Regions from separate parts of the Homo sapiens genome. Here region 1 is linked to region 2. Evidence: chromatin loops called from intact Hi-C (ENCODE). Cell type or tissue: endothelial cell of umbilical vein. All regions are shown on one strand. Each heading gives the region's core, and the rest is flanking DNA. Links, peaks and the distances in the headings are about the cores only. Region 1 overlaps MYO3B (myosin IIIB). Region 2 overlaps MYO3B (myosin IIIB).

Region 1 (11,278 bases), core at 2,386-7,385, 120 kb after region 2:
AAGTACAGATTGTCACATATCTTGACGAACATTGTGTGTGAGGGGTCACGGCAGAAATACATGGCAGTTCTAAGACTGTTGAACAGAACAAATCCTCCAGCAAATTTCCTACCAGTGTGGTCAAGTTAGTGCACTAACACGTTAGAGGACCCCACATGAAACCAGAGGGAAAATGGCAGCATGATGTGGGAGTGGTGGTAGGAATAGTAGCCTTCTCTGATCAAGTGCTTAAGATGTGGTAAACACTGTATGTATTGTCTCATTTGGGTAGAAAAATGATGAGCTTTGGTGACAGACCTGGGTTTGAATCCTAGTTGAATTACTTACGAGCTATGAGACATTGGACAAGTTCCTTCCTCTCTCTGAACCTCAGTATCCTAGACTGCAAAAAGGGAATAATTGGGAGGACTGGAGATAATCAAAGCAAAGGAACTAGCACAGTTCTAGACATGTAATGAATACTCAATAAGAGATTATGGCAAGCTGTTGTGGGTCATGGTGATAGAAGTAGCAGCAATAATAGTAGTAATATTAGTATGGAAAAGTTTTCTGTAAAGTTAAACTCATATGAAGGATCAAGACTTTGACTTAGCTCTAGAATTGTAGACTAAAATAAGCATTGAGGTTTCCATCACCTTAGAAACTTTGAACAATGCTCACTCTCTGCTTTAACTTTAGAGACAAATTTTATTTTCTTGTATTCCTGGCTCCTATCTCAGGAATGAATCTGAGATTGACTTTGGGTTCAGGAGTCACCCTTACCAACATTGCCAGCATGACATTATCATACCCTCAAATAATAACATTCAGAGCTTAGTTGATTGCTAGAGCTTTCTTAGACTTTCTAGATTTTTAAAATATTAATTGGTCACGTGTATTTTCAAAACCTTTTTGAAGGCAGAAACCTTATCACCAGCTGAAAGAAGCTTCAAGGAGAAATCTGTTTTGAGTTATATTTTTCCTTGGGGACTTGCTTATGGCCGTACATAAATATTTATCTGAACTATTTCAACAAACCCTAAATCATCAGTGATCCTTATGCAAAGAGTCCTTTTAGAAGATTTCTGTATGTCAAGAATGCCAACAGTCTCTTTCTAAGAACAGATTCCAAGGACCAGAGGCCTCTTTTAAAATAGTTGGAACTCTTTGGTGGTTTTCAACATGTCTTTTGTTTTCATATTCTGTATATCTGTTCACGCTATTCCATCTGAATAGAATTCCCTTGCCAGTCCTGTCTTTACCTGCTGATGTTTTACTCATCCTTCAAGGTCTCATTCGTGTGACATACAGACAAGGGCAAGAGAAGAGCATCCCAGGCAGGAGAAACAAGAGTGGGCCATAGCCAGAGGCAGGATATGCAGAGCCATTCTTGGAAGGTGAGAGGTCCAGTGAGAAGAAGGCAGAGGGTAGGATGGGGGTGGTATGAGGCAGGAAGAACTATTACAGGGAATAAGGCACCAAGATATGGGAGGTCTTCAAAAGTACACAAAATGTTTTGTTGTTCTATAGGTCAAAAGATGTAAACCCATAGTGTTTGGGTAGAATATAGTCTACAGACATGTTTTGTTTGGCCTGAATGTTGTTAAATTTTTAAAATTAGATTCTAACACATAAAAATAGATTTCATGTCATTCGGACTTCTGATAGCTCTTAAAAAACCTGAGTATCTGGCAGCAAACTGCTGGAAGTGAGCAGGAGCTATCTTTCACAGATCCCTACTTAACCGCCTGCCTAATTCATGGCTTGGCCTGCCAGCATCCGAGTTTGATTCTCTCCCGCTGTCTGCAGAGCACCATCTAGGTAGAGGAAACGATTCAGCTACAGACCCTGGAGCCAAACTGCCTCTGTTCTGGCCCAGGTTTGTGTCCAACTACCTCAATGACCTTGGGCAAGTGTGTTTCTAATAATGGTACTTACCTCATGCCGCCATTGTGAGAATAAACCATAGGAAACGTTTAGATGACTACCTAGTACGTAGTTAAGTGGACAAAAATGTTAGCTCTTATTACTGTATCCCACATGAGATAATAAACTTTAGGGCTGAAACTGTCACTCATTTCTGTAGCACTCACAGAATCCAGAATTTAGAATCTTTGGCCATAACTGGCATAAAATGAAATAATTGATGAATGGACAAATGAATATGTGCTCCTTGAGTTTTTATTTCTGTGAGGTCCAAAGCTAAATTTAATTACTTTGTTCTCTAGAAATGCTTCCTATTTACCTTGAGTTTGATTTGAGCATCCTAGTTAGTTGATAAAGGAGCTAGCTTTCTCAAAAAGTCGAAAATCCTAATTAAACAAGTGAAGGGAGATTCTATTAACACCATGTCATTTTTCTGTGATGCATCTACCTTCCTAACTCAAAAATAAGCTCCAAGTTTGGGAAGATGTTTCTGTGTTTTCTTTAGGAAGCTCACTTATTGGCTGGTAGCTGCCTATGGTTAATATCTCAAATTGAGGGTCAGTTGCTAGGAACTAGGATGTGGTGGACTTCAGCAGATATGATGTTAGAATGCATGTTTGACTTGGGTTTTCTTATATCCCATGCCTGCCATGTGATCCACACTTCAAGGCAAAATTTTATTTTATTTTTTTTGAGATGGAGTTTCGCTCTATCGCCAGACCGGAGTGCAGTGGCGCAATCTCAGCTCACTGCAACCTCTGCCTCCCGGGTTTAACCGATTCTCCTGCCTCAGCCTCCTGACTAGCTGGGACTATAGCTGTGCACCACCATGACCAGCTAATTTTTGTATTTTTGATAGAGACGGAGTTTCACCATGTTGGCCAGGATGGTCTCAATCTCTTGACCTCAAGTGATCCACCTGCCTCAGCTTCCCAAAGTGCTGAGATTGCATGCATGAGAAACTGTGCCCAGCCTCAAGGCAAATATTTTTGTGCCCAATGCATCAGACGACGATGGACGGTTTGGCATGGGAACCAATTTTCAGTTTTTTAACATTTCTTCTATATAGCTGAAGTCACATCATCATCCCCATCAAGGCCTTCAATGTGATCACCTGTGGACATGAACGTTTATGTTTACATTAATCTATCCCTAAACAGACTTGCTGTCAACAATGTTGCTCTACAAAGTTGACTAGCAAGGTTAGGCTCACGTGCTCTCTGGAAAACTTGAACATTTTCAAACCCATTTTAATTTCGTTTGAATAAACTTCATCTAAAACTGAATCATGTACTCAAGATTCCAAAAAATTGCTGTTTAATTTCACCTGATAGCTCTCTTCTTTCTTATAAAAAGTCAATTTTTTAGTATGATATTTTTAGCATGATAATGCCTCTACTTTTTCTAAAGAACTCTCAGTCTCTCACACATGGACACGAAGAGGAGAACAACAGACACTGGAACCTACTTGAGGTTAGAGGTCGGGAGGAGGAGGAGGAGCAGAGAAAATGATTATTGGGTATTAAGCTTAGTACCTGGGTGATGGAATCATCTGTACAACAAACCCCCATGACACAAGTTTACCTATATAACAAACCGGAGCATGTACTCCTGGACCTAAAATAAAAGTTAAAAAAAAAAAAAATTTCAGTCTCCCTTAGACCTCTCCTTTCCTTCCTTCCCTTCTGTCCTCCTTCTCTCCCTCCCTCCCTTCCTTCTTCCTTTTTTTTCTTTCTTCTTGTCTCTCTCCTTATACTATTTATATCTACGTCTCTAAAGTTCTGGTTTCTGATCCAAAAGACAATTTCAAATAATAAGAAAATCTGATCTCTAACCATTTCTCCATCCCTCATCCCCTTCCTGCATTACCCATAGAAATTCAGCACATTGCTGGTACCTACGTTGTATCCTCATCAAGCTCTTTATTATATTCCCGCTCAGAATGAGTTTCTGCCCAAAAGACCTTTACATATTGAGCCTATTTTGAAAAGTTTGAGAAAGGAAAATGGACTCAAGTGGAAAATATTGCAGGAAACAAAATTTTGTAAAAATGAACTTTATATAAGAGTGCTTCATTATCAACACATAATGAAACCTAGATTATAATCCTACATGTTGAAAGAAGATTAACTTTGTACATTTTCACAATTTTATTAACTTCACTTTCTTCACTGGGTTATAAGGAAAACATAATGGTGTTTCAGTTCCAAGTATATTTTGTGAATTAAATAGCAGCTTGTTCCTCACTATAAAAAACAAATATGCCAATATATTTTCCACTAGCATCGCCCTGGTCACCTTAAATTAAGAAGAAACTGGAGTATTTGCCATTAAAAGCTGTTAACAGTAGTAATGCCACAACATCTCCGTGTGCATCTTAGTAACTTCTCAGACTTGTCTCCTTGATGAATAGACAAAACAGGAGGAGGGGTGAATTTGTTCTTTTTATCTGAATGGTGTAGGTGGGGAAGACAGAGAGCAATAGAGAGCTCTCGTGAAACAGAGCTCTAGCGACTGCTGTGCTTGGGAAATTAGATAATAAACAGTCCCTGATACCAAAATTCTAATGGCCTAAGATCAACACAGTCTGGAGACGCAGGTGGGAGTGGCCTTCCTCGCTCTGATCCAGACCCTCCCGGGAGAGCTCTTTGTGTCAACAAGAACAGCCAGTGCTCCTGGCCAGCTCCCAGGACTCAGAGTGGGGCTATCATTTTTGTTTGCTTTGCAAATATCTTAATGGGAAGTGGTTCAACACCACCTATGGGTTAATCTGAGGGGTTCTGCTTGGCAGCTGTTAGCTCTGAGAACCACATGGCCGCTCTCGGGTGCAGGGAGTCAGGCTAGCTGTTAACTACCCAGCGCCAGGTTGAGGCATCGTCTTTGCTTATTGGATTTACTGACTGGCAGGAAGCACCTTGTTGACTTTTATTTTTAGTTTGTTCCTCCTGGGAGAGCAAGGATGTTATTCTCAGATCCAACTGTGCTTTTTTCTCCAAGGGAGGGCAGTTGTTTAAATTATTTTTACTAGCATGAAGCATCCTTTCACCTAAGCTCATTCTCAGAATCTGAAACTTCATATTAAAAGTGGTGGTGTGGTGAAGGTGGAAGGGGCATTGTTGCCAGAAGAAAGATTTAGTATATTAGCCTGCAGGGAGGGCAAACAGTGGAAGCCACAGCCTTGTCTTCACCTGGGATCTAAAGAATTGGATAGATAGTGAATTTCTCTGCTCTACTGTTCCCTTAGTCCTCTCCCCCTCCCTCTCCTCCACCCCAACATGGCTTTCACTTGTCTTATCTTGACCCATAGGAATGTTTCCCTGGGCGACACAACCAAGTCATGCCTTTCTGGATCTGTGTCTGCTGACATTGACACAGATGATCTCTTTCTTTATGCTTTCCTTACAGGATTTCAGGCAGGTAGGATGGTTTCCACAAAGCAGGTTAGGGAAGTACCTGGAGTGATGACAGACATGTAGACAGTTTCCAAATGCCCCATTTGTAAAAATGCAAAAAGTTCAGATTTCTCTGTAGGTCCTGGAAAAAGTGTCTAGCTACCCTCAGGAATAGTGTAACCCAGCTTTTAAAGCCTTATTCTTTCCTGGGGGTTTTCTACACCTACTTGTGGGATTGTCTTGTGGTTGACAACAAGGGCCCTAGAGTCCACTAGACCTGCTACTACAGGGTAAGAACTTCATAAACGCACTTATTTTCTCAAGGCTTCAGTTTCCTCATCTTTAAGTGGAAGATCAAATAGCACAATATCTACCTCACCAAGACATGAAAGTTAAATGAGGTAACATATACAAAGTATGTAGCATCTCATTTGATGCATAAAAAGCACTCACAAATTGTAGTGATTAGAGGAGTTGTTGTTATCTCTGAGGCATCCACTTTAAGTCATCCTTAGTATTATGCATTTTGTACTCATTTTGAAGTCTGTTACTCCCAACCCTTTAAAATCATCCAGTGCCAAACTATGAGTATCAAAGTAAATGATGACAAAAGAGTATAATCCATTGAATAAAATAAGATATCATGAGTCCATGTGGATGGATGGAAGGAAGGAAGGAAGGAAGAGAAGAGGCTGAGCTCTGACTTACAATAAAATATGAAATAATAAAGGTAGATGAAATTAAGAAAACAGAAAATCATCATTTGGCAACTGCAAAAATAATTGTTTCAGGCAATAATTATGAATGGATGCTAACACTACTATGTGAAAGTTTGAGGAGTAATAAACTATTTGCATAGTCTCAGAGTAAGTCCCCATAAGAAACTTATTAATTACAAAAGGACAGTGAAGAAACCTGGCAGAAACCACCTTAACCCAAGTGATGAAAGTTAGCATCACCAGTAATTGAACAAACTGACAGCATGTGCCTCCTGTTATGATGTATTGAGAAGAAGACAACATCACTTTTGTGGATTTCTTGCCAAATGTGCATAACCTGAATTTAATCACGAGGAAACAGCAGACAAGTCCAAATAGAGGGAGCCTTTACAAAATGACCGGCCTGTAGGCTCCAAAATGAAACATGACAGAAGACTGAGAAACTATTCCAGATGAAAGGGAACTAAAAGAACGTTACCTCTGAATGCAATAGATGATCTAGGAATTTATTTTGCTATAGAAGATGCCATTGAGACATTTGGAAAAATCTGAATACAATCTGTAGATTGGAAAATAGTGTCATATTAAATTCTGATTTTGATCATTGTATTCTGGTCATATAAGAAAATGCCCTTCCTTTTTGAAAATACACACACTGAAGTATTTAGGGATAAAAGAGTATCAGGTAGGCTGGGCGCAGTGGCTCATGCCTGTAATCCTAGCACTTTGGGAGGCCAAGGTGGGCGGATCACCTGGGGTCAGGAGTTCGAGACCAGCCTGACCAACATCGTGAAACCCCATCTCTACTAAAACTACAAAAAAAATTAGTCAGGCATGGTGGCAGATGCCTGTAATCCCAGCTACTCGGGAGGCTGAGGCAGGAGAATCACTTGAACCTGGGAGGTGGGGGTTGCGGTGAGCCAAGATTGAGCCATTGCACTCCAGTCTGGGCAACAAGAGTGAAACTCTGTCTCAAAAAAAAAAAAAAAAAAAGAGTATCAGGTTTGTAACTGACTCTCAAATGGTTCAGAAAAAAATTATGCATGTTTGTATGTGTATATATCAATACAGAGACAGAGAGAGGACAAAGCAAATATGTAAGTCTGCTGAGGAATATATAGGATTCCTTATACTATTCTTGCATCTTTTCTATTAATATAATTAAATCAAAATAAAAAGTTGCAATAAACAAGTCAGTGCCACTTCTTGCCCTTTAGACAGGGCAGTTCATCAGCCACTTTCTCTTTAGACTCCTGATCTTTCTCCATTCACACCTAAAAGTCTATTCCACGTCATCATTGCCGTGCTCAGTGATGGTCCTCAAGCTTCTCGGCTGTGACATTGCTGACTAGTCAGCACTCACTGCACACAATCTTGTTTAGGCTTTTCGTTTGTAAAAGTTTCTGAAAATGTCCGTCCCTCCTCTCACGCCCCCTCCCTCACCTGTCCTTGGGCCCCATCATTTAGTGCCATGTGTGTCATGCACTTCATTTTAGCACTTCTTACTTCTCCTTCCCTGGACTAAGTACTACTTTCAGAATTAAAAGAGGAAAACTGGGTTAAATATTATCTTTTGTGGGGGTGGGGGGGGGGTGTGCAGTGGTGAAAAGAACATCCTCCAGTTACAGCATGAAAAGGGTGTAATAAATGGTCTCTGAAGTTTCCTTTTTCTCTACAAGTCTATGCCTTGGCCTAATTCAGTCTTAAACTGCTAGAACTGTAACTCAAAAGTAGCTCAACCCACAAGTTACTTTAAGACTCCAGCCGAAGGAAAAGCACAGATTCTAGAAAGGCAGCCACACAGATACCTCATCATTACTATTCTCCCTTGAAGTTTCCATGTTTACGGATTTGTCTTTCAGATGTGCAAAATCATAAACAATAAGTAACCACATTGTTAAGTATGTGTTTTATTTCTAACTTCTGACTATATATGCATCTTTAATTTAATTATTTTAAAACCTTGTCTTGTGTGTTTATTTTGTTCTGCCCAGGAGAACAAATGCAATCATTTTTTCCTTAGCTCAGGCAAGAGTTTTTATTTATATTTTGCTGATGAAGAAGGGGAGAGGTGATTTGCCCAAGTTAGAGTTGCCATATTTGGCAAATAAAAATGCAAGATACCCACTTAGATTTGAATTTTCTATAAACAACAAATAGTCTTTTTTGCTTAAGTATGTCCCGTTAAGTATTTGAAAATACTTTTACTAAATAATTACAAACATACCTTGTTTTATTCCCTTTTGCTTCATTACACTTCACAGATGTTGTGTTTTTTACGAACTGAAGGTTTGTGCCACCCTGTGTTGAGCAAGTCTGTTTTTGCCATTTCTCTAACAGCATGTGCTTACTTCATGTCTCTATGTCAGAATTTTTTAGCCATATTTTGAAATTAAGGTATGTACATTTTTTAGACATAAGGCTGTTGCACACTTAATAGATAATAGTGTAAAAATTATATGCACTGGGAAGCCAAAAAATGTGTGTGACTCACTTTATTGTGATATTTGCTTTATTGAGGAAGTCTAGAACAAAACCCACAGTATCTCTGAGATATGTTTGTTGTTAGTCTGGAGTTCAAATTCAACTGGGTGTCCTGTTTTTTTGTTTGTTTGTTTGTTGAGACAGGGCCTCACTCTGTCACCCAGGCTGGAGTGCAGTGGAATGATCTTGGCTTACTGTAACCTCAGCCTTCTGGGCTTAAGTGATCCTCCCATTTTAGCCACCGAAGTAGCTGGGACTACAGATGTGCGCCACCACGCCTGACTAAATTTTTTTGTAGAAACAAGGTCTCACTGTGTTGCCCAGGCTGGTCTTGAACTTTTGAGCTTAAGCAGTCCTCTCATCTTGGCCTCCCAAAGTGCTAGGAGTACAGGCATGAGCCACCCACACCCAGCCTCAGTGTCCTGTATTTTATCTAACAACTCTAGTTCAAGTGTTTTAGAACTAATATATCATGAATATGTACGCATATAGCCTGACTGTATTTCATGAAATATATTGCTAAATCTACCAAGTGTTTATAGCATTCCTCTAACCTCTACGTGCCATAACACATAGTGTTTTTTGCCCTTTAAGGACTTTTGAAACCGTATTCAGGGATATCAATTCCTACTTATTTATTAAGGTCTTTATTCAAATGTCACTTTCTGTAGCCACTCAATCTAAAATTGCAGACCCTGCCTCCAATACTTTCTATCCCCCTTCCCTGCTTTAACTTTCCTCTTTGGCACTTACTTGTATTTAATATGCTACATAGTTACTTTTCTGTTTCAATTTGTGTCTGCTACTTGAATGTAGGTTCATGAGCAGAGGACTATTGGATCTCCTCTGCTGTATCCCCAGTACTTACAATAGTAGGAGACAAATTTAAAGGTGCTCGGTAAAGACTTGGGAGCCGAATGACTGATGTCTGGGAGCCTGTAGAAGACCTTATATTGCATGTGTCATACACATTGTTCTTATACAGAATCTCAAGGAGACTTGCACCAGATTAGAGCCTTCAGTGTGGTACGAGTGTGTATAATCTTAGTAATAGTCCATAGACACAAGATAAATAGAAGGTCAGGCCAGGGTTTATACCTCCAGATATCATTGGGCTTCATTTAATCTGCCTCCTAGCAAATTTTCTAGAACTGAATGTTAGTAGCCCCAGGTATCATTCATTAAGATCCTTAATAGAATTGTGTGATTATCTGGAAGAGTCCAGTAACAAAATTATGCTGAGGCTGAGAGCATGGGCTCCGGGTCAACCAGATCAGGATTTGTATCTGGTTATGACCTATGTTACTCAAATAGCCCAAGCTTGGGTTTCCTGGTCTGTGAATTGGGAACACTGGGGGACCTCTGCTGCTAGCACTGTCATGGGATGAAATGGATAGTCTAGCCAAGTCCTCAGCACAGTGCCTGATGGAAAGGAAGCTGCTTCCATCACCGTCACCCAGGCCACACCACAAATTCCACCTGAGCTCACATAAAGCTCAGCTGTTCTAGCCATGCTGTGGCCCTCAGCCCACGGCTCTGTATCCCTTCAGATCACAATACCCTTCTCCACTACTGCGTCTCTTGTTTTATCCCTGAACTTTCTCTCAGCTCCCTTGGTTGCTGACAAATAACTGAAATAAGCTTTATGGGCAGCTGTCAGTTGAGTGTCCTTTTTTCCAATAAAGCAAGCATTCTCAGCAGAATGAAGAAAAGCCTTCTGCTCCTACCTTAGACTTTTACACAGTGACAGCTGCCTGCAGTAAAGTAGTGAAGGAGGGAAAAGAAAACAAATGAGAATGCAAGGACTGGCAAATTAAGACTGTATGGGCTCACGGTTGGGGAAAAGCAATGAGGCAAACAAATATGATCACATTTAAAGGGCTCAGTGGGATTTGAGAAATTAGCATAAGTGCATAAATCTAACTACTGCTAACTTAGAGCAATGGCATTATGAGACAGTCATCAGCCTTTTTGAGCCCTTCTGATGAATTTATCCTTGAGCCATGTTCTAAAACTTAAAATAATTGTGTGCTTTAGAGCAAACAAATATCCATATATTTAGATATAACTTGCATATTCAACTCATTCAGTAATGATTAGGGTGGGATGCAGTGCATGCATTCAGAATTGTTCCAAAAGTTACTGGGTATCCAAACCTGATGAGAAAAAGTAATACAAAAGGTGTGAAGTTTATTCCTTCTTGTTTCCCTTATTTTCCTGCAATAATGGTGATCTTATTGTGTACTGTTACTGTTTCTCCTTTCCTATGCTCTTTGTATTTCCTTCATATCACACATTAAAGCCCAGGAATAATGTTTTTCCTCTTTAGAAATCAAGAAGTACAAATTAAAATAATAGTGAGGCATATTTTGCAAAGAGATAAGCAAAGTATCTCTTCTCTGATGTCATTCCTTAAATATCTTAATTTACCTTTGTAATTTGAATTTACTGAAACCGTTTCTGAAGATGTGTATGTTTTCTATTATCTCTTATGGTAATAACTTCCATAATGAAAGTTATATGACTTGTTTATCTGAAACTTGCCTCCCTCAAGATTCTTGGGGCCCCTACTATTTAAAAGTATGCTGGTCTCGGCTGGGCGTGGTGGCTCACGCCTGTAATCCCAGCACTTTGGGAGTCTGAGGCAGGTGAATCACGAGGTCAGGCATTCAAGACCAGCCTGGCCAACATAGTGAAACCCCATCTCTACTAAAAATACAAAAAATTAGCCGGGCGTGGTGGTGGGCGCTTGTAATCCCAGTTACTTGGGAGGCTGAG
Region 2 (11,278 bases), core at 2,148-7,147:
TGGAAAATTGATTTGTGGCAGAGATTCACTTTTATGAGTTGAAATTATAACCCTCAGTGGTTTTCTTTTATATATAACATTGTCACAAGTTGTCCAGATGAGTTTAAACCAGGTTCTAAAACTAACTGGCAGGGCCTCTGGTGTCATCAGTGTCCATGCTAGGAGTTCTTAGAAACAGCAGGAGAATATACGATCTTAGAGCACAGCCTGACATTAAGACAATGCTACACAACTAAGCAAGGATATAATGATAAATGCCCATCATATCGGTGATCTTTCTCCACCCTTGTTAATATCAAGGCCTTATTCTGAAAGCCCTTATTCTGAGTCATTCATGGCTTGAGGAACAAGTTTTTGTTTGAAAGAGGAAATAATTCACATTGTAACTCTCCAACATAAAAATCCACACAGATAAATTTGAAGATAATCTACGATGCAAATACTTCTGGAGGCCCAAAGGAGTGGAACTGTGCTTTGGCATTCAGCATTATGCTGGAAAGGTGAGGCCAGTGTGACAGTTATTAGACCTGAATTTGGCAAAGGGTAAGTGTCTGTATTACCCTGTCTGTGCTGCTCATGAAATTGCTTACAGATTTCTTTCCCATTTTAATTCTTCCTGAATACCTAATCATAATTCTTAAAGTTTCTCAGTGGTGCCACTCACAGAAAGTTGCCCCTGGCATAGAAGCAATTTCTCACTGGGGTGGCCCACAGTGTTGCCATCTGCTTCTCACCTGAGGTTTGGCCTAGAACTGACAGCTCTCCAGAGAGAAAACACATTACAGCTTTTTGCGGTGTTTAGCAGTAAATGTTCACATTCTAAAGTCATTTGGAGACATGTAGGTAATGCAGGAAGGTTAATATCACAGTGGGACTCAATTTTTAGTACTTTAATCATATGTCTAAGGGCCCCAAAATGTCCAGATGAAAAGAAAAAAAAATTCACATTATTATCCAGATGTTAAGCTTTTACAACTTAACTGAAATGTCCACTTTTCATACATTATGCCTCAGTCTCAATTTCAAGTTCCTGAAGCAGATTAGTGACTGATTCAGGAAATTCCCTATCCCATAACCACAAGTTCCTTGCTTATGTTACTCCCAAAGGAGCCATTTGAATTATGGCTGATTGGTTCCTCTGGGCTCTGCTGAGGCTGTAGGTCCAGAAAATTGGTAGGAGTTCAATAAAAGACATTTTTGATTATTTTATTAATTTCAGATGTATTGAAATTGTCATTCATATTCACATCATGGCATTGGAACTGATTTTCCTAACTGGATGTTGGGAAATTCTAGTACAAGGGAAGGGGATTATTTTTCTCTCCACATAGTACTTTATGGTATCTATTTTGGATCTTTGTTAGACATTGCAATTCAGTTTTTGCCCTTAAATATTTTATTTACCTTAGCATATTAAGGTCCTCCTCAGAGTCTGAAATACCAGCATCTACCCTGATTCCCCTCCCCATTCCTCTTTTCTGCCTCCCATTCCTGTCCTCCTCTTCTCACCTCTCTGTCCTTTTATAACTATGTCCTACCCACCCGTCTTCTTGACTCTTACTATTTTCCTTTCTTGATTTTAGGGGAAAAACTTTTTTTATTTTTATTTTTTCTGGCCTCTGTGTCCTTTGCTGCATCCATTTGCCATTCAAAGCTTATTTGTAGAGAAGGAATTCTCTGAGGGTGTTCCTTAAAATTTATCTGAACTGGATCCCCTCTGTTCTGAGAACCAAGAACTACTCAGCATCCTTGAGTGATCACTCAGATCTCATGAGGACCTAGGGAGGCAGTGAGAGTACTTAAAGTGGTTGTGAGCATAGAGTCAAACTGCCTGAGTTTTGATACCTACCTACCACTTGTGAAATGTGTGACCGTGGGCACATTACTCAGCCTCTTCCTAAGTCTCTGCCTGCCTACCAGTAAAATGGAGATAATAATAGTGTTTACCTCATAGGATGGATGCTTTGCACATGGTATCTAATATATTTTAATAATTATTCTGATGTGATTTATCTTTGATAGTAGTCTTCAAAAAGCAACTAGACAGGCCAGGTGCGGTGGCTAACACCTGTAATCCCAGCACTTTGGGAGGCCGAGGCGGGTGGATCACGAGGTCAGGAGATCAAGACCATCCTGGCTAACACAGTGAAACCCCATCTCTGCTAAAAATACAAAAAATTATCTGGGCGTGGTGACATGTACCTGTGGTCCCAGCTACTCGGGAGGCTGAGGCAGGAGAATCACTTGAACCCGGGAGGCGGAGGTTGCAGTGAGCCAAGATCATGCCACTGCACTCCGGCCTGGGTGACAGAGTAAGACTCCATCTCAAGAAAGAAAAAAACAAAACAACAACAAAAGAAAACCCATAAAAAACAAAAACCAAAGCAACTAGACAATAAGTTAAGATAAACTGGTCTGTCAACATCATAATTATTCCCTTTATCTGGTGCTCTGGATATGAAAGCTATGTAAAGATGAGTTCTATATAGAGGTTGATTAACAACTGGTTAGGCAAGTTGCCAGTGTCACCAATGACGGACAGTTGACTTGGCTAATTTGCCGTTTGCTATTCATGTTACAGGTATTATATGATGCTTCTGGGGTTCTTGAGAAAAATAGAGACACTCTCCCTGCCGATGTGGTTGTGGTCCTGAGAACGTCAGAAAACAAGCTTCTTCAGCAGCTCTTCTCAATCCCTCTGACCAAAACAGGTACTTGGGAACCCTCTGATAGCCCTGCTCTTAAAGCTTTTGCAAGACCAGGTGAAATTTTCCAGTTAGTGTCTGAATACTGCCAGGGCTGCACCGCTAACATTGAACTTCTTTAAGCAGGAGTAAGGGTCTAAATTCAAGAAAAGGAAAATGTTTGTTTCTTTTGTAATTGAATTGTGCAGCATCCGTGTGTACACAGACACGTGTAGCTGCACACATAAACATACATACACTATCCATAACATCAACTCTTAGACTTTCTTGTCCTTCTTTTCATTCTTCCCTTTATAAAGCCATACGATATCATTAATTCATGCTAAGCAATCTAGGATAGTCTCAGTTTACCAAAACTTATCAGGAAGATTATTTCTACTTGTGTGTCATTCCAAGTTAAAGGAGTGTGTTGAATCAGAGTTCAGGGGATCCTCAAAGATCACCTTGGTCCAATTTCTACCCAGTTATGACCCCACCCTACCTCTCTCCTAACCAATTTGGAACAGGTCCATCACCTATGTATGTGGCCTTTGCCTACTTACAGTTACCTTCTGTTTAATTGCTGTCAGTCCTCATGCCAAAAAAGCAGGAAACTAGGGCCAAAGAACAGAACTTCCAGGTCTTAACTGTTTTTCCAAATGGATTCTAATTGAGTCAACCTTTTAGAATGTACCTGGGATTCTGCTGCTTTTAGCTGGGCGGCCAACTCAGCCTTCTCACAGCTCTACTCTCAAGGGCTTTGTGTTTTTTAGGCTAGGTCTGGAAATAGCAGTGGGCATGCTTTTAAGAAAAAGAGGAAGAGAAACCTTTTTATCACTGTTCATTGTTCACTATTTCCTCTTCTTTTCTTCCCACATCCCTCTTAACTGGCTGCCAGGTCTGATTTTTAGCAGCTTGCAGAGGAATGAAAAGCCTGGCTAAGAAAAAAAAAAAAGCCACAGTCTACAGCCTTTGCTTCATCTTAACTTGGAAGGAAAGTTGAAATCCGGCTCTTTTTTCAGACATGCTCCTGTAAACAGAACTAGTAGCAGTGCCCATCAGAAGGCTGCCCTCCAGCTTCCATTCCAGACCTTCCTTGGAGCAGCCGGGGTTTAATTCAATATGGAATCCCAGGAGCTCGGGGCAGGTGTGGAAAGGGCTATCTGGTGTTTCCTTACCAGAGACCCAGGGATGTAGACTCCTCATCAGGCGACTTCAGCACAGAGGTGAAGAGACAGCCATTATTGATAGGGGACATGCTCTCTGGGAAAAAAATCTATCCAAATAACTCTTCAGCTGGCATTTACATCCTCCCACAAATATTAATAACGACTTGTCAAATCTGTTCACAACTTCGGAATTTCCGATTTTTCAACCTTTGGCAAAATAAAAACCATTTAACAGCCTGGACCACTAGGGGGCGCTATGCAGAAAGTAAGGCCCTGCAGCCGGTCTCTGTTCTCCCTTGATTCACCCAACTGCGGGAGGAACAGGAACAAAGAGATAACCTCCGCCGCTGCGTCTTTTTTACCCCTCCCAAAGAGCTTTCCTCTTGTTTCTGAATCTTGTTTTGAAACTACACTCCACACCACTTGATAGAAACAAAAGTGAAAAATAAGACTAGACACAAACGTGATGTACCAATAGGCTTCCCAGTATTCCTGAGCTATATATTATGCATAGTAATTTCCTTTGAGATCCTAAGCTTGAGTATAGCTTAGGATTCTCCACATTTTGAGTATAGTTAAGAAGCCACAAACATCAAAACTTATAAGCATGATTGTGTTTTCTTTTTCTGGAATTATTTATGTAGGAATGAATTCAATCAACAAACATTTAAAGAACAGCTTCTAGTAATAAGGTACTTTTTAGGCAACGAGGGAAATATAGGAGTAAAGGTAATACGGCTTTGCCGTACACCAACTAGAACTTTCTTTTAACTTCATTTTCTATATGGAATTTTCTATACAGAATTGGGCACTAATTTATCTCCTTATGACAATAGTTGCCCTCAAACCTCGATTCTAACATGATTGTGCATCCTGTGTTGAATGTCAGAATATTACTTTTCTAAATTTTAAAACGTTCATAGTCTATATTTTTGGGGGTTATTATGTTACAGCCTTTGAAGATGGGAAACCTCACTGGACAGAAATAAGTTATGCTGTTCTTTGCCAATGCTTGTTTCAGGCATGTCCCTCTCGTGAAGGGGAAGGTGCCTATACATCTTGATGTTCCCACTAGAAGCAAGATCCCACACTATCCTGGCACTTTGGAAAAGAATATGCTAATATTTTCAATGCATAAGAAACCATTTTCTTGTCACTTTTATTTTTCCTTGCTTTAATTGTTTTATCGAAATTAAATGGAGCACTAGTTCAGTAAGCATATATATTATGGTCAATTACTTTACAAACCTCTTTTGAGGAATGAACTACAGGGAGGAAGGAAAAAGATCAAAGTTGAGGCCAGGCGCGGTGGCTCACGCCTGTAATCCCAGCACTTTGGGAGGCCGAGGCAGGCGGATCACAAGGTGGGTGGATCACGAGGTCAGGAGTTCGAGACCAGCCTGGCCAACATAGTGAAACCCCGTCTCTACTAAAAATACAAAAAATTAGCCGGGTGTGGTGGCGGGCACCTGTAATCCCAGCTACTAGGGAGTCTGGAGCAGGAGAATTGCTTGAACCCAGGAGGTGGAGGTTGCGGTGAGCCAAGACCATGCCATTGCACTCCAGCCTGGGAACAGTGCAAGACTCCGTCTCAACAAAAAAAAAGAAAAAAAAAAAAAAAAAAACTTGGGAAACCTTAGAGGCAATTAGCTCAAAGCATAAAAGGAGGTCCAGTGCTGGACTCCTCAATTTTGAAAGAGGAGAAGACGTTTGTTAGGAAGACCCCTAAGAGATGTTGGCAGTGGTCTGGCTCCTGATCTTGGTGGTGGTTACATGTATGCTTGCATTATATTTATTATGCTGTACATTTATGTTTTGCATACTTTTTTGTGTGTGCATTCTGTGTCATAGTAATGTTGGGTTTTTTTCTCCAAAAGATAGAGAAGACCCCTTAAAATACAAAGAGAAAAAAAAAGCTTGATGTGGTAGCGCATGGCTAGAGTCCCAGCTACTCAGGAGGCTGAGGCAGGAGAATCACTTGAGCCCAGGAGTTCAAGGCCGGTCTGGGCAACACAGTGACACCCCCCATCTCTGAAAAAAAATTAGAATTAAAATTGTTTAAATGCAAAGAAAAACTTTAATTTCTTTATCGAAGGATTCCTGACAGTTAACTTGAGGTTTTCTGGTAGCTAGATTGCCACTGTCCTTTGCTTTCAAAACAGCCCCAGGATCACTTTCCTGTTCTTTCAAGTTACCTCCTCTCTGGGTTGCTGGGCAGGTAACATTCCCTTCATTAGTATATATCAAAAAAAGTATAGTCATGCATAGCTTAATGATGGGGATGCATTCTGAGAAATGCATCGTTAGTTGATTTCATCGTTGTACAAACATCATAGAGTTCTTACACAAACCTAAATGATATAATCTACTATACATCTAGGCTATATGTTGTAGTCTACTGTTCTCGGGCTGTAAACCTGTACAGTATGTTACTATACTGAATGTTGTAGTTAATTGTAAGACAATGCCAAGTATTTGTGTATCTAAACATATCTAAACATAGAAAAGGTACAGTACAACTATGGTATGATAATGTTACAGGACCACCAGTTTATATGCAGTCCATTGTTGACCAAAATGTACATGGCGCATGACACTACTGGGGCTTGATTTAATTTCTTATCAAGGTTGAGAGGATCAACCTCGGTGTGTATATGTGCAATCATAATATAAAATCATAGAGAGTAATCCAGTTGGTATTTTCTTGTTTCCAGCTCCCACTTTCCAGACTATTGAAGAGATTAAAAAGCATGAGGAGTAGAATAAGGAGGCCCAAGGTCACCAGGAGACAGGGCTCCTCCCAGGTTTCTGCAGCCCCCTTCTGCTTACACCTGGCTGCATCTGGCTGTGGAGCTGCCTGTGCCTGAGAGGCACACTCTCACTGCAAGGTTCTCAGTGACCTTGTGGTAAAAGGAGGCAGCCACAGTCAATATGAATTCTCTCTGTTCTCTTCTCATGCTTATGCAGCCAGCCTTTTGCCTGCAGATGGGCCACTTCAGACATGATGAAATGTTCTTTGTAATACTTCCTATTGATAGGAAATCCTCTGAAGATTTTAGGTGTGAAAATTTGAAGTAGCAGCAACACTGCTTTCTAACCCTTCGGCTGAGACTTTTCAAACTGAATGATCTAGATAGAAAAACATTAAAAGGAAGGATGTTATAACATGGTTTCAAGGCATATTTTCCTGTTTGGGTAATGTTCCACTTGCAACTAGTAAACTGAGAGAAAAGCTTAAAAGGCTCAGGGGAAGAAAGAAACAGAGTTTCAAAAAGAACTTGAAAATTCATTTTTGTCTTTGAATCATGAATTCTGACTTCCAAATAGTAGTTTGGGGTGTTAAAGAAGTTATGAACTTGGGAGAAACTAGGAAAAATAAGAATAGCACCAGAGGGAACATTCTCTGAACCTCAAAGTTTGATTTTTGCTTCAGAACCTAGAACTGAGTTTTACCCTCATTGCCTTCTTCTGTCTGAAGACTCAGGTCTCTTCCATGGGATTTGATTTGCAGTGAAAATCAACAATAAAGTATCTGTTTATTGACTTCTATTTGCTCCTCTTTTTTTGGATGGGGGAGACAAGATGAGCCCCTACATTGTCATATCTGTAAAGCACTATAACACCTTCACTGCTGAAATCCTTGCAGTCAGTTTTCCGAGTCCTGATTCTGTAATGCCCAAAATGAATTAAGCTCTTAAGAGAGCGCCTTTTGGTATCCATCTCTCAGTTTCCATTTTCCACTTATGGCTGTTGGTCTATCCTGATAGTTTAGCAAAAGGGTCTAGCAGATGAGCTGAATCTAATTGACAAAATTTCAGGGCCACAGACATGGATAGTGCTGGCTCTTCCTGAAATGGAGGCTCTGATGAGCCAGCCCCATCAGGGAGGCCTGGGGAGTGAGTTCCTCCTTACAAAGAGACCCACTTCTTTCTATTTAATTTGGGAAGTGTATCTCAGTCAATAGATAATTATGTATTGAGAATCTGTCTAGATATGGTGCTATGTATAGGTTATTTCTAGAAGTAACACAACAAAGTCCCAGCTAGAATGGCCAGAGATCAATAGTGCCAAATCCCAAAATGTATAAAAGATGAACAAAAAATCTACATTCTGAACAGGCATGCAAATCCATAAGTGAAGCAATATAACAACTATATCCATACAAATAAAAATAGAAGGAAATGTCAGGGAAATGTCATGGGTAAACATGAGGAAAGACTTCTTTTAACTAAGAAAGGCTTATTGGAGTGGTGTCTGTTTGTTTGTTTTTAGTAGAGACTAGAGAAAATTGGACAGTCTGGGAGTAATGAGGCATTCTAAGCCAGGGCCTACAGCACTGGAAAGGAGAAGGGAGTGGAAGTTAGATGATTAAATGAATAGGACAAGGAGGAAAGACCTCTTTGGGCAGAGGGAGGTTGTGAGGAGGAAGAAATGATGGCAGGCTGCTGAGCAGAGGATGGCTCGTGATGCTGATCTGAACTGCCGTGAGTGGTGGGGCTGTGCTCTTGAAGAGCACAGCTTTAGGGTGAGAAAGGAAAACTTGAACAAGGGTGTTAGAGACTGACTAGTGAGAGCCAGGGTGCACCCACGGTGTTGTGTGTATATCTGTGTATGAATAGGTGCTCAGTTAATACTTTCACATTCTAGATTTAGATTTAGGATCCAGTTTGAGTAAATTTCTGTATAAAATGTAAGGTTAAGATGTTTTGGTTTTTTTCTTCATAACTATGCCTAGTTGTTCCAAAACCATTTGTTGAAATAACTATCCTTAGGCCGGGTGCGGTGGCTCATGCCTGTAATCCCAGCACTTTGGGAGGCCGAGGCGGGTGGATCACGAGGTCAGGAGATCAAGACCATCCTAGCTAACATAGTGAAACCCTGACTCTACTAAAAATACAAAAAAATTAGCCAGGTGTGGTGGTGGGCGCCTGTAGTCCCAGCTACTTGGGAGGCTGAGGCAGGAGAATCGCATGAACCTGGGAGGCGGAGGTTGCAGTGAGCCGAGATCACGCCACTACACTCAAGCCTGGGTGACAGAGCGAGACTCCATCTCAAAAAAATAAATAAATAAAATAACTATCCTTTCTCCATTGAATTGCTTTTGCACCATTGTCAAAAATCAATTGGTTATTATTTATGTGGTTCTGTTTCATTGATCAAACTATCTCCCTCTTCACCAATACCACACTATTGCAGATTCATAGTAAGTCTTTTTCTTGAGATGGAGTTTCACTCTTGTCACCCAGGCTGGAGTGCAATGGCGCGATCTCAGCTCACTGAAACATCCATCTCCCAGGTTCAAGCAATTCTCCTGCCTCAGCCTCTTGAGTAGCTGGAATTACAGGCCCCCACTACCACGCCTGGCTAATTTTTTGCATTTTTAGTAGAGATGGGATTTCACTGTGTTGGCCAGGCTGGTCTCGAACTCCTGACCTCATGATCCACCCACCTCAGCCTCCCAAAGTGTGGGGATTATAGGCATGAGCCACAACGCCTGGCTGTAGGAAATCTTAAAATCAGGTAGTATGATTCCTTCAACTTTATTCTTCTTTTTCAAAATGGTTTTGGCTGTTCTAGCTCCTTTGTCTTTCCATATAAATTTTAAATGCAGCTTGTCTATATCTATAAAAAGTCCTGCTGGGATTTTGACTAGAATGGCATTAAATCTACAGATGAATTTAGGAAGAATTAGCAACCTTGCTATGTTGAATATTCCATTCCATGAACATGATATGTCTATTTATTTGGATCTTCTTTGATTTATTTAATCAATATTTTGTTGTTTTCAGCATGCAGATCCTGTACATGTTTTATTAGATGTATAATGAAGTATTTCAGTTTATAGAACTAGTATAAATGGGTTTTTTATTTTGATTTTAGTTATTCATTGCTAATATGTAGAAATACAGATGACTTTTGTGTACTGACTTTGTCACTCACAACCTTGCTAAACTTACTAGTCCTAGAAGTCTTCTTGTTTTTGTTTTTGTAGATTCCTTGGGATTTTCTGTATAGATAATCATGTTGTCTGTGAATGAGAACTCTTTTGTTTCTTCCTTTCCAATCTTAATGCTTTTTATTTCTTTTTCTTGCCTTATTATACTGGCTAGGACTTCCAGTATGATATTGGATAAAAGTGGTGAGAGGAGACATATTGCTTTGTTCCCGATCCTGAGGTGAAAACCTTCTGTCTTTAAACATTAAGTATGATGTTAGCTGTGGGTTTTATGTAGGTGCCTTTGCACTTACTGTTCCCTATATCTGGAACTTTTTTTTCTTTCCTAAGACATACCCATGGCTAACTTCTCTTCATTCAGATCTTTTCTCTAAACCTACCTTTTCTGGCTATCCTATCTAAAATTTCAACCTATTCAACATTTTATATCCACATTCCTGTTTTATTTTTCTTCTTAGCACTTACTATCACCTTACATACTACATACATTTTACTTATGTATCATGTTTATTGTCTGTCTTTCTTCACTATAATGTAAGCTCCAAGAAGGTAGGGAATTTTTATCTCATTTGTCCATTACTGTGTCCTCAAAGCCTTAAAATATATCTGGCATATAGTAAGCATTCAATATATTGTTGCTCAATAAATGAATAGATAGATGAGCCAAATCGACGCATCCACCCGCATTGTTCCTGTTTGCTCTATCTTCCTTCTATATATTTTTTTCACAAAGATACCACATGACCAATGTATCTGTCTTCCTTCTGGTCTAAGGGCTTCTGAACCATCCCTGCTCTTCTTACAGGTAAGATGCTCTCTACTTGTACGCAGCATCCCTTCCTCTCTTACCTCCACAAAGATTTTGATCCTGTAGGTATTTCTCATGTCTTCTGCATATCTGTTTATTCCTCTTGATGTGGTTGTTCTTATCAACATAGTCTCTTTCATCTTTTCAATTATTTCTTATGGGTTGAATTGTGTTCCCTCCAAAAAAAGATACATTGAAATCCTAAGCCCCAGTACCTCAGAATGTGACCTTATTTGGAATTAGGGTATTTGCAGAGATAGTCCACTTAAAATCATGTCCTTAGGGTGAGCCCCTAATCCAATATAAATGATGTTCTTATAAAAAGGGGAAATCTGAACACAGAGACACGCACCAGGAGAACACCCTGTGAAGATGAAAGCAGAGTTCATGGTGATGCATCTGCAGCATCGCTCACCTGAACCTGCTAACTCAACTCTGCTTCTCCACCTGCCTCATACAGCCCAACAGCCATCTTAAAAGATACAAACTAGACCGGATGCAGTGGCTTACACCTGTAATCCCAGCACTTTGGGAGGCCGAGGCAGGTGGATCACTTGAGGTCAGGAGTTCAAGACCAGCCTGGCCAACATGGTGAAACCCCGTCTCTACTAAAAATACAAAAAATTAGCCAGGCGTGGTGGTGCACGCCTGCAATCCCAGC

The links. Peaks named below come from ENCODE experiments on the same cell type or tissue, not always from the same donor. Only the 100,000 strongest peaks of a DNase experiment are listed, where the experiment ranks them.
Region 1: a loop joins it to region 2, with 2.5 times the contacts of the local background. A loop is called at or near these places in 5 of 110 quality-filtered maps.

What each region holds. Positions count from the first base shown.
Region 1 is chr2:170,525,827-170,537,104 of GRCh38, forward strand. All of the region lies in intron 30 of MYO3B (myosin IIIB), which reads left to right. Among named protein-coding and RNA genes, the nearest start is that of MYO3B-AS1, 180 kb to the left of the region's middle. In endothelial cell of umbilical vein, for the core only: no CTCF peak of the experiment used is centred there; a DNase peak (open chromatin) is centred at 4,605.
Region 2 is chr2:170,405,134-170,416,411 of GRCh38, forward strand. MYO3B (myosin IIIB) reads left to right here. Exons shown (of 35, transcript NM_138995.5): 21 at 412-500; 22 at 2,582-2,711. Among named protein-coding and RNA genes, the nearest start is that of MYO3B-AS1, 60 kb to the left of the region's middle. In endothelial cell of umbilical vein, for the core only: a CTCF peak has its summit at 4,082 (motif pointing right); a DNase peak (open chromatin) is centred at 4,088; H3K27me3 peaks cover 551 bases.